Linked DNA regions of Homo sapiens: region 2 is linked to region 1. A link is a contact called in ENCODE Hi-C or POLR2A ChIA-PET data. All regions are on one chromosome and are shown on one strand. The core of a region is the stretch at or near the end of the contact, and the rest is flanking DNA. Distances in the headings are between cores, read along the strand shown. Region 1 holds the start of ECSCR (endothelial cell surface expressed chemotaxis and apoptosis regulator). Region 2 overlaps LOC124901083 (a long non-coding RNA gene).

Region 1 (5,413 bases), core at 1,721-4,220:
AAACCTAGCTAATTTTTTAATTTTTAGCAGAGACAAGGTTTTGCCATGTTGCCCAGGCTGGTCTCAAAATCCTGAGCTCAAGCAGTCCTCCCTCCTTGGCCTCCCAAAGTGCTGGATTACAGGCGTGAGCCATCACACCCAGCCCTGAGACCCTGTCTCTTAAAAAAAAAAGGAAAAAATAATGCATTATTTGATAGGATGCAAAGAGAGAGACTCAACATTGCTTCTTTGATGTCACTGCCGAGATAGATAACCTAAATTTTAATTAATTAATTAATTAATTAATTAATTAATTTTTTGAGACAGGGTCTCACTCTGTCGCCCAGGCTAGAGTGCAGTGGCATGATCTTGGCTCACTGCAACTCCACCACCTGGGTTCACGCCATTCTCCTGCCTTAGCCTCCCAAGTAGCTGGGACTACAGGCACCCGCCACCACGCCTGGCTAATTTTTTGTATTTTTTGTAGAGACGGGATTTCATCGTGTTAGCCAGGATGGTCTTAGTCTCCTGACCTCGTGATCCACCCACCTCGGCCTCCCAAAGTGCTGGGATTACAGGCATGAGCCACTGCTCCCAGCCTAGATAACCTAAATCTTATGAGGAAACATCAGAGAAACCGAAATTGAGAGAACTTCTATAAAATAACTGTACTGTAACCTTCAAAAGTGTTTAGGCCATGAAAATCAAGGAAAGTCTGAACTATTCCGGATTGAAGGAGACTGAAGAGACTTTCAGTGAGTAATTCTGGGCAGGATCCTTTCGCTATAAAGGACATTATTGAAACAACTGTCAAAATTTGAATAGGATCTGAAGATTAGATGGTATTAATATATTTATATTAATTTCCTAATTTTGATGGCTGTATTGTGATTATGTAGGAGACTGTCCCTTGTAGGAAATACACACTAAACTATTCGGGGTGATGGGGCATCCTGTTGACAATTTACTCTGAACAACAGTTCAGGGAAAAAAGTTCTGTGTAATGTACTTCCAACTTTTCTTGTGACTGTTTCAAAATAAAATATTAAGAAAATAAAGAAAAAAGGGCTAGGCATGGTGGCTCATGCCTGTAATCCCAGCACTTCGGGAGGCTGAGGTGGGTGGATCACAAGGTCAGGAGTTTGAGACCAGCCTGGCCAACATGGTGAAACCGTCTCTACTAAAAATACAAAAATTAGGTGGGCGTGGTGGCGTGAGCCTGCAGTCCCAGCTACGCTGGAGATTGAGGCATGAGAATGGCTTGAACCTGGGAGGTGGAGGCTGCAGTGAGCAGACATCTTACACTGCATTCCAGTATGGGCAACAGTGAGAGACTCTGTCTCAAAAAAAAAAAAAACAAAAAAAAAGGAAAGAAAAAAGGATACCATTCATTTAAATGATTGTATATGTATATGCATATTGTCAAAGACTGGAAGGCAAATAGACTGGAAGGGAATTAATAACAATAATATAATTAATATTAAGGAGGTAGGATTGTTTCTGACATTCCTCTGCTTTCGAATCTTTTTTTTTTTTTTTTTAATTTCAGTGATGGAGTCTCACTCTGATCATAGCTCACTGCAGCCTTGAACTCTTGGGCTCAAGAGGTCCTCTTGCCTTAGCCTCCTGAGTAGCTAGGACTACAGGCATGCACCATCATGACTGGCTAATTAAATTTTTTTTTTTTTTTTTTTTGTAGAGACAGGGTCTTGCTGTGTTGCTTAGTCTGGTCTCAAACTCCTGGCCTCAAGAAATCCTCCTGCCTCAACGTCTCAAAGTGCTGGACTGTAGGCATGAGCCATTGCGCAGCCCTGACCTTAAATCTTTTGAGTTTAGTTCAATAAATATGTGCTGAGGACCTGCTATGTGGCAGGCATTGTGCCAGGTCCTAGGAATATTGAAAAAAGTCACAATGCTGGCTTGCAGTCTGCAACAGAGAGAATCCTGGGATAAGGATGAGTGCTGCTGGATGCCGAGGACAGGGGACACCTCACCCCAGTGAGGATGCAGAGGGAGGAGTGCTTCAAATAGGGGGACTCTTGCTTTTCTATTAAGAATAACGATACCCGGCTTGGTGGCACATGCCTGAAGTCCCAGCTACTTGTGAGGCCGAGGCAGGAGGATCACTTGAACCCAGGAGTTTGAGTCCAGACTGAGCAATATAGCAAGACCCCATCTCTCTCTTTTTTTTTTTTTTTTGAGACGGAGTCTCACTCTGTTGCCCAGGCTGGAGTGCAGTGGTACGATCTTGGCTCACTGCAAGCTGCACCTCCCAGGTTCACGCCATTCTCCTGCCTCAGCCTCCCCAGTAGCTGAGACTACAGGCGCCTGCCACCACACCTGGCTAATTTTTGTATTTTTAGTAGAGACGGGGTTTCACCATGTTAGCCAGGATGGTCTCGGTCTCCTGACCTCGTGATCTGCCCACCTCGGCCTCCCAAAGTGCTGGGATTACAGGCGTGGGCCTCCCAAAGTGCTGGGATTACTGGCCAAGACCCCAACTCTTAAAAAAAAAAAAGTAAAAAAGGAATAATAATCATGCGTATAGGGCCTCTCTGAAAGATGTGGGGAGTCCTATCTGCATTGGGATCCCTGAGGAGGGAGAGGAATGTGGAGAATTCAGGGTCCAGGGAGCATGGGTGACTGGTGGGCTGGGCTTCCAGGCTGAATCATGGGAAAGGAGAACCTGGTCTGAAACAGTACTGGGCGGGATTGGTGTTAGATTCCAGGAAAACCCCCAGGCGGTCTGTGGTGGAACCTGATGGACCCTCAGAAGGGAAGAGAATGGGGATGGGGCCAGGTTGCCATGGTTGGTCATTGTGCATAGGCACTAGAGGCCATGCTGGGTGGGCACAGTCGCTGCTGCAGCCTCACATCCTCATCTGGACATGGCTGAGCAGGGCCCCTGGAGCTGGTCCCAATGTGTTTCCTTCTATTCTTTTGACAGGAAGCTCCTGGAGAGCCAGTCCCCACCCCCATCCCGCCCCAGCACTCCCTCTCTCTTCTCCACTATGGACAGAGCCTCCACTGAGCTGCTGCCTGCCCGCCACATACCCAGCTGACATGGGCACCGCAGGAGCCATGCAGCTGTGCTGGGTGATCCTGGGCTTCCTCCTGTTCCGAGGTAAGAGGTGCCTGCCGCTTTCCCATGGCAATTCCTCTCCGCAGCTGGCCATTCTAGGCATCGGTCTCTTTCTCAGGAGACACATGCTTTCCATCCAGGGGCTGTGCCCAGGGGAAATTCCAGAGCCTTTCCATGAAGATCAGTTGGATTGGGGGGTCCTGATTACCAGGCAGGGGTAAAATGGAGCTACGGTTAAACCCTCTTGTGGGAAATTGTCCTGGGGGAGCTGGGCTCCCCATAAAGGCTGGCCTCCTGAATTGTGGGAGGGAGCTGTGTTAGTGCAAGACCCAGGCCCAAAGCTCCTTCTAGGATGTGCTCAGGCTACTCATGACCCTCACCCTCTGATCTTGGGGCAGGGCTGACGACGGCCACTCTCTCAACTGTTCTAACACAAATCCTCTGCACCATGGGCTTCACAGGGGATCTGTTCTCTCCTTTCACATGAGGAGTAGCAACCTAGGAATTCCTAATGTAGATTTTAAAGTTAAATCACAGCAAGAGGGACTCAGGTTAGACACAAAGAACTATTCACCAAGGAGGATGTGCTTAACATTCTCACATCCAGGGGGCTAGAGTAGATGACCTCCAGAGGAGGCTACTTGGAAATGGCACCTCTCTGACAGGCTCTGCCAGCCAATGAGTTGTGAAGCCGCTCATAGGGGTCCTCTCATCAGGGAGCAGTTGCTGGGAATCATGACGAGTCCAGGGCATTCTGACTCACAGGGCAGCAACTTCCCTTTGACCATTCCTGCTCTGCCCCCACCTCACCCTCTACAAGTCCTCTGTGCTCAAAGCAGCAGAAAGAGTGCACAAGAGGGCTCAGATGGGGAGGGGTGGTGGCCCCTCGTCGGTGGTGGGTAAGAGGGCCTGAGTACCAGAACACTGGCTTCCGGAGATGTCAGGCATTTCTCTAAAAGTCCATGGGCTGGAGGACAAGACTCTGATTGTCCCCATCCCCTCCTACCCCCTCCATGACAGAGTCACAGGTCTGGGGCTGGGGAACAAGGCTGTTGTGGAAACTGCAGGTGAAGCTCATGAGGTGGCATTTTCACAGGCCGAGACTTTTCCCAGCCTCCCTACCCACTGTTTTCTCCCAGGCAAGTGCCAGCACTCTCAAATGCCCTGTGTCGGCTGTACCTAAGCTGCTGTCACCCGCCCCGAGTTTCCTAACCCTTCATCCTGAAGTGTGCAGAGCATTTCCTGGCTCCTTCATCTTGGTGGACTGAGGAATCCTGAGCACATTCAGGCCCATAAAGGGACTTGACTACGGATACCCAGAGGCAGGGCAGACTTGAGACTTGGAGGATTTGAGAGAACAGGGCAAAAACAAAAGTGTCTGGCCTTCATTGAGCATGTCAGGCACTGCGTTAAGTGCTTCATATGCATTTTCCTTCCTTCACAACAACTTGCGAGGTACTGATACCACTTGCATTTTACTTAGTTATTTTTGAGACAGGGTTGCTCCATTGCGCAGGCCAGAGTTGCAGTGGCATGATCATGGCTCACTGCAGCCTTGACCTCCTGGGCTCAAGCAATCCTCCTGCCTTAGCCTCCTGTGTAGCTGGGGGCTACAGGCACACACCACCACACCCAGCTAATTTTTGCATTTTTTTGTAGAGACAAGGTTTTACCATGTTGCCCAGGCTGGTCACTTGTACTTCAAAGTAAAGAAAACTGAGGCCTAGGTCAGACAGCGACAAAGCCAGGACTTGAACTCAGGCTTGCCAGGCTCGATTAAAATCCACGATTTTAACTTCTAAACTATGCTTTTGAGGAAAAAATGGGGAGGGGTGTGTGTGGAGATAGACTAGAAGGGGATAAAGCAGACAGAATTAGAGAGGGGAGACCTGGGAAATCAAAAATTCCTGTGGCTAGAGTTCTTTGGGAATCTGCAGGCCCAGTGGTCAGAGACACCCTCGGCTGTAGACACAGATGCTCCCTAAGTCCCTCCCTTACCCACAGAGAAATCTTTGTTGGTGACAAAAAGTTTGGGTAGTGGGAGGGGCAAGAGGCAAAGAAAGAGCAGGGTCTTGAAGCTTGTGACTTTGGAACTCCTCCCAAGCCACTGAATAATTTTCTTTCTAGATAAATGCAGGAAGGCAGTTCCCTGTGCCTTCCCTGTACCTTCCCACCAAAAACTAAGTTATAACCTTACAGCATTTAGATAGTACATTAGGCCAGGCTCGGTGGCTCACGCCTGTGATCCCAGCATTTAGGATGCTGAGGCGAATGGATCACCTGAGGTCAGGAGTTTGAGACCAGCCTGGCCAACATGGTGAAACCCCATCTCTACTAAACATACAAAAATTA
Region 2 (5,045 bases), core at 1,489-3,988, 51 kb before region 1:
GCCATCCCTGGGGTGGAGGAGAAGAAGTGATTGGGGAGTATCGGGCCCTTCCAGTCCCCCTCCAGCTGTCACCCACAGGGGTCTAGTTTAAGGATGTATCTCCTCCCAAGGATGCCAAGGAGAACCTGTGTGCATATATCAACTTTCTTCTCTGTGGTCTCTGTGGACCTCTTGACCCATCTCTACCGCTCTACTGGGGCGTTGAGTCCTACCTGTACTATCCAGGGCAGCTAGCAGTGGCATCTTTTTTTTTGTTTGTTTGTTTTTTTGAGATGGAGTTTCACTCTTGTTGCCCAGGCTGGAGTGCAATGGTGCGATCTCAGCTCACTGCAACCTCTGCCTCCCAGGTTCAAGTGATTCTCCTGCCTCAGCCACCCAAGCAACTGGGATTACAGGTGTGCGCCACCATGCCCGGGTAATTTTTTTTATTTTTAGTAGAGGCAAGGTTTCGTCATGTTGGCCAGGCTGGTCTCGAACTCCTGACCTCAGGTGATCCACCTGCCTCAGCCTCCCAAAGTGCTGGGATTACAGGTATGAGCCACTGCGCCCAGCTTCAGATGGCATCTTTGTACTCCAGCAGTACCTTGTCTCTCTGATTTTTGACCCATCAGAGAAATCCCAAGCCCAGTCTAGATAAATAAGCCATTACAGCCTCAAGAAAGCCAGGTTCAGACAGCAGGGCCAGTCCCTGCCCAGCCTGTAGGAAACCAGCCAGCTGATGCTGCCTAGAGCCAACACAGACCACGCTATACCCTGTGTTCTGGTCCTTCTCTGGATACAGAGTCAAGGAACTCTGACCCTGACCTCAAGTACGTTTCTCCCCATTTAATTGGGAGTTGTGGGAAGGATTTAAATTGAGCCTTAATTAGAATAAACATGATCATCGCAGCTGTGGTTCTTTTTTTTTAATTTTTTTGAGACAGAGTTTCGCTCCTGTTGCCCAGGTTCAAGCGATTCTCCTGCCTCAGCCTCCCGAGTAGCTGGGATTACAGGCATGTGCCACCATGCCCGGCTAATTTTGTATTTTTAGTAGAGACGGGGTTTCTCCATGTTGGTCAGACTTGTCTCGAACTCCCGACCTCAGGTGATCCACCCGCCTCAGCCTCCTATAGTGCTGGGATGGGATTACAGGCGTGAGCCACCGCGCCTGGCCGGTTCTTTCTTTCTTTCTTTTTCTTTTTTTTGAGACAGTCTTTTTTTTTTTTTTTTTTTTTTTGAGACGGAGTCTCGCTCTGTCGCCCAGGCCAGACTGCGGACTGCAGTGGCGCAATCTCGGCTCACTGCAACCTCTGCCTCCTGGGTTCAAGGAATTCTCCTGACTCAGCCTTTCGAGTAGCTGGGATTACAGGCGTGTGCCACCACACCTGAGCAATTTTTTGTATTTTTAGTAGAGACAGGGTTTCACCATGTTGGCCAGGCTGGTGTTGAACTCCCGACCTCAAGTGATCCGCCTGCCTCGGCCTCCCAAAGTGCTGGGATTACAGGTGTGAGCCACCGCGCCTGGCATTTTTTTTTTTTTTTTTGAGATGGAGTCTCACACTGTTGCCCAGGCTGGAGTACAGTGGCGTGATCTCAGCTCACTGCAACCTCTGCCTCCTGGGTTCAAGCTATTCTCCTGCCTCAGCTTCCTGAGTAGCTGGGATTACAGGCATGTGCCATCATGCCCAGCTGATCTTTCCGTATTTTGGTAGAGATGGGGTTTCACCACTTTGGCCAGGCTGGTTTTGAACTCCTGACCTCAGGTGATTCATCTGCCTCATCCTCCCAAAGTGCTGAGATTACAGGTTTGAACCACAGCGCCTGACTGCAGCTGTAGTTCTTACTGGATGCTGACCATGTGTCAAATACTGTTCTATACACTTGACACATAGTCTCTTTCACACTTCAAACAATCCCTCTGCAGATTAGGAAACTGAGGCCCAGAGAGGTTAAGCCAGCCCATACACTTGAAGGGATGGGTGTAAAGCAGAGTGATTGAGAGGAGGGAGCCTGGGTGAGTTGGGAGGGATGCACACTTGGTGCAGCCCACAGATCCTCGGCTTTTTGGCTGGAAGGAAAGGTGCATGCCGGGCGGAGTCAGTGGTGATGTTAACGCTCCCTGCCTGCCAGGCTAGGGTGCTTGTGCTTGCTCCTCCAGGCTCCACACCAACTGTTTTCTTCTGTGTTTCTATCTTAGGTGACCAGTGCTACGGCTTAATGAATTGGAGCTGGGAGTCCTGGCTCTGGAACCTTAGGCAGGCTCCTGCCCTCTCTTGGCCTCAGTGTCCTCTCTCTGAAAGGAGTGTTGCTCAGGCACTTCCAACCCAGCCCACGGGTCTCTCTATTCATAGCTTCAGAGCATGATTAAGCTCAGATGCAGAAGCAGCTTTAATTAACATCAGCCTTTTCCCAAAATAGCCCCTCCCCTGCCTCACAGGTGCCCTAGAACACAGGACAGGCACAGACAAGGGAGGTAAGAGAGAGCAGAGGCCCTTCTGTCTGCACAACCCTGAGCAGATGAATTTCTGGCCTTCTCATGCAGTCTTGGTTCATTGCCCTGGTGGGTCTCCAGGCTAAAGAGAGAGTATCTATTCCTCCTTTTCCTCTTTCTAGTCTGTATTCATTCATTCATCCCTCAAAGGGGAGAGCCTTCTCTTTGCCAGGCCTGGGATACAGCCATGAACCAGATAGACAGCTGTCTCTCTCCTTGTCCAACTGGCCACCAGGTGTCACCAGTGCCAGTCACATGGCCTCTTGCAGGCCTGAGAAGTGATGGGCTGGGATGGGGAAGTATGGATGAGTGAACCTGGCCAGCTCTGCTCAGCCAGCCTAAATTCCAGTTGGGCACGGTGGCTCACACCTGTAATCCCAGCACTCTGGGAGGCCAAGGCAGGCAGATCACTTGAGTCCAGGAGTTTGAGACCAGCCTGGCCAACATGCTGAAACCCCGTCTCTATTAAAAATAGAAAAATTAGCCTGGCACGGTGGCACGTGCCTGTAGTCCCAGCTACTCGGGAGCCTGAGGCACAATAATTGCTTGAACCTGGTAGGTGGAGGTTGCAGTGAGCTGAGATCGGGCCACTGCACTCCAGTCTGGGCGACAGAGTGAGACTCTGTCTCAAAAAAACTGAAAAAAGCAAAAACAAACGAAAAAACCAAATTCCTCAAGTGGAAAAAAAATCTATCTCCTCAATCCTCCCTCGCCATAAAGATACATTCATGGCTTCCTCAACAGCCCAGCTGGCGTGGGACCTTGGGAATTCACAACCTCTGTCCAGTCTGGAATTCTTTCTGCAGACTGTTCCTCATAGAGAGCCCACTAGCCTTCTTGTAAACCCCTTTGGTGACCACAGCTCACTACTTCACAATGCAATCTATGTTATTAGAAGGTTCTTCCTGATTTAAAACAAAAATTTGACATTCACTTTGACTTGTCCTACTTCTGCCATCTGTGTTCATAAAGAGGAAGGCTCTTCTGCCAAACCTGGCCCTGCAGGCAGTTTAAGGGATTGTTCCGGTATCCTGAGTTTGTTCATTTATTTGTTTGTTCACTTATTTGTTTGTTCACTCATTCATGACTCTATACAGAGCATTTGCTGTGTGCCAGGCCTTGGGGCCATAGCAGAGAATAAATAAGGTTGAAGCCTGTCCTCCTGTGGTTTATAGTCTGTCCAAGAAGCCAACAACCAAACCAACAGTAATAATAACACATGGACATGGCCAAATAGGAAAGATGTGGGTGGACCTGGAACAGGAGGCAAGGCCCTCACCCACATGGGGACTGGGAAGACTTCCTGGGGCCATTTCCCTGTGGTTAGGCAGAAGGTGAGCAACTTCCATGAAGTTCAAAGTTTCAAGAAAAACGGAGGGTTTTGCTGATGCTCTGAGCTTAGTCTGCTCACTGGAAAATGCAGCATCATGGGAAGGGATGGCGTGTTTGGAGGATGGAAGAGGGATGGAAAGAGCCATCTAAGCAGTGAGAGAGAGTACGGAGTGTCTGGAGGCAGACAAGGCCCAGTCTTGCGGGAGCACACAAGGGAGGAAGAAGCTATTGTGTCCGGAATTGGTTCCTTCTGGTGGGTTCTTGGTCTCACTGACTTCAAGAATGAAGCTGCAGACCCTTGCAGTGAGTGTTACAGTTCTTAAAGATGGTGTGTCTGGAGTTTGTTCCTTCAGATGTTCAGATGTGTCTGGAGTTTCTTCCTTCTGGTGGGTTTGTGGTCTTGCTGACTTCAGGAGTGAAGCTGTGATCCATTGCAGTGAATGTTACAGCTCTTAAAGGTGGTTCATCTGGAGTTTTTCATTCCTCCAGATGGGTTCGTGGTCTCGCTGACTTCAGGAGTGAAGCCACAGACCTTCCCAGTGAGTGTTACAGCTGTTAAAGGTGGCACGTCCGGAGTTGGTTGTTCCTCCCAGTGGGTTTGTGGTCTCGCTGGCTTCAGGAGTGAAACCACAGACCTTTGCAGGGAGTGTTACAGCTCAGAAAGGTAGTGCGGGTCCAAAGAGTGAGCAGCAGCAAGATTTATTGCTAAGAGTGAAAGAAAAAAGCTTCCACGGTGTGGAAGGGGACCCAAGCAGGTTGCCACTGCTGGCTCGGGTGGCCAGCTTTTATTCCCTTATTTGGCCCCACCCACATCCTGCTGATTGGTCCATTTTACAGAGTGCTGATTGGTCCGTTTTTACAGACTGCTGATTGGTAAGTTTACAAACATTTGGCTAGACGGAGCGCTTATTGGTGCGTTTTTACAGAATGCTGATTGGTGCATTTACAAACCTTGGCCGGGTGTGGTGGCTCACGCCTGTAATCCCAGCACTTTGGGAGGCTGAGGTGGGCAGATCATGAGGTCAGGAGATCGAGACCATCGTGGCTAAAATGGTGAAACCCCGTCTCTACTAAAAATACAAAAAATTAGGTGGGCGTGGTGGCGGGTGCCTGTAGCCCCAGCTACTCAGGAGGCTGAAGCAGGAGAATGGCATGAACCCAGGAGGCGGAGCTTCCAGTGAGCTGAGATAGTGCCACTGCACTCCAGCCTGGGCAACCGAGCAAGACTCTGTCTCAAAAAAAA

What was found. Hi-C counts contacts between places; a loop is a spot of excess contacts on that map. ChIA-PET counts read pairs that join two places held with the same protein, here RNA polymerase II (POLR2A). Pooled maps may share reads with other maps.
Region 2: a loop to region 1 is called in a map of endothelial cell of umbilical vein, with 7 times the contacts of the local background. The contact joins the enhancer-like site here to the promoter of ECSCR in region 1. A Hi-C loop is called at or near these places in 12 of 168 maps with a recorded cell type or tissue (CD4-positive, alpha-beta T cell, CD4-positive, alpha-beta memory T cell, CD8-positive, alpha-beta T cell and 8 more), 19 of 37 single-sample maps with no recorded cell type and 17 of 50 pooled maps. POLR2A ChIA-PET finds 5 or more read pairs at or near these places in 24 of 52 experiments (AG04450, B cell, BJ and 18 more).

What each region holds. Positions count from the first base shown.
Region 1 is chr5:139,460,300-139,465,712 of GRCh38, reverse strand. ECSCR (endothelial cell surface expressed chemotaxis and apoptosis regulator) reads left to right here and starts at 2,970. Exons shown (of 10, transcript NM_001077693.4): 1 at 2,970-3,103. The coding sequence starts at 3,043. RefSeq lists enhancers at 2,433-3,020, 3,610-4,198, 4,199-4,788.
Region 2 is chr5:139,511,389-139,516,433 of GRCh38, reverse strand. It overlaps LOC124901083 (a long non-coding RNA gene), which reads right to left. Exons shown (of 2, transcript XR_007058961.1): 2 at 3,500-5,045. Among named protein-coding and RNA genes, the nearest start is that of STING1, 31 kb to the right of the region's middle. Within about 2 kb of position 2,738, at least 2 of the 41 ENCODE cell types and tissues checked have a DNase peak (open chromatin) inside an H3K27ac peak, as active enhancers do.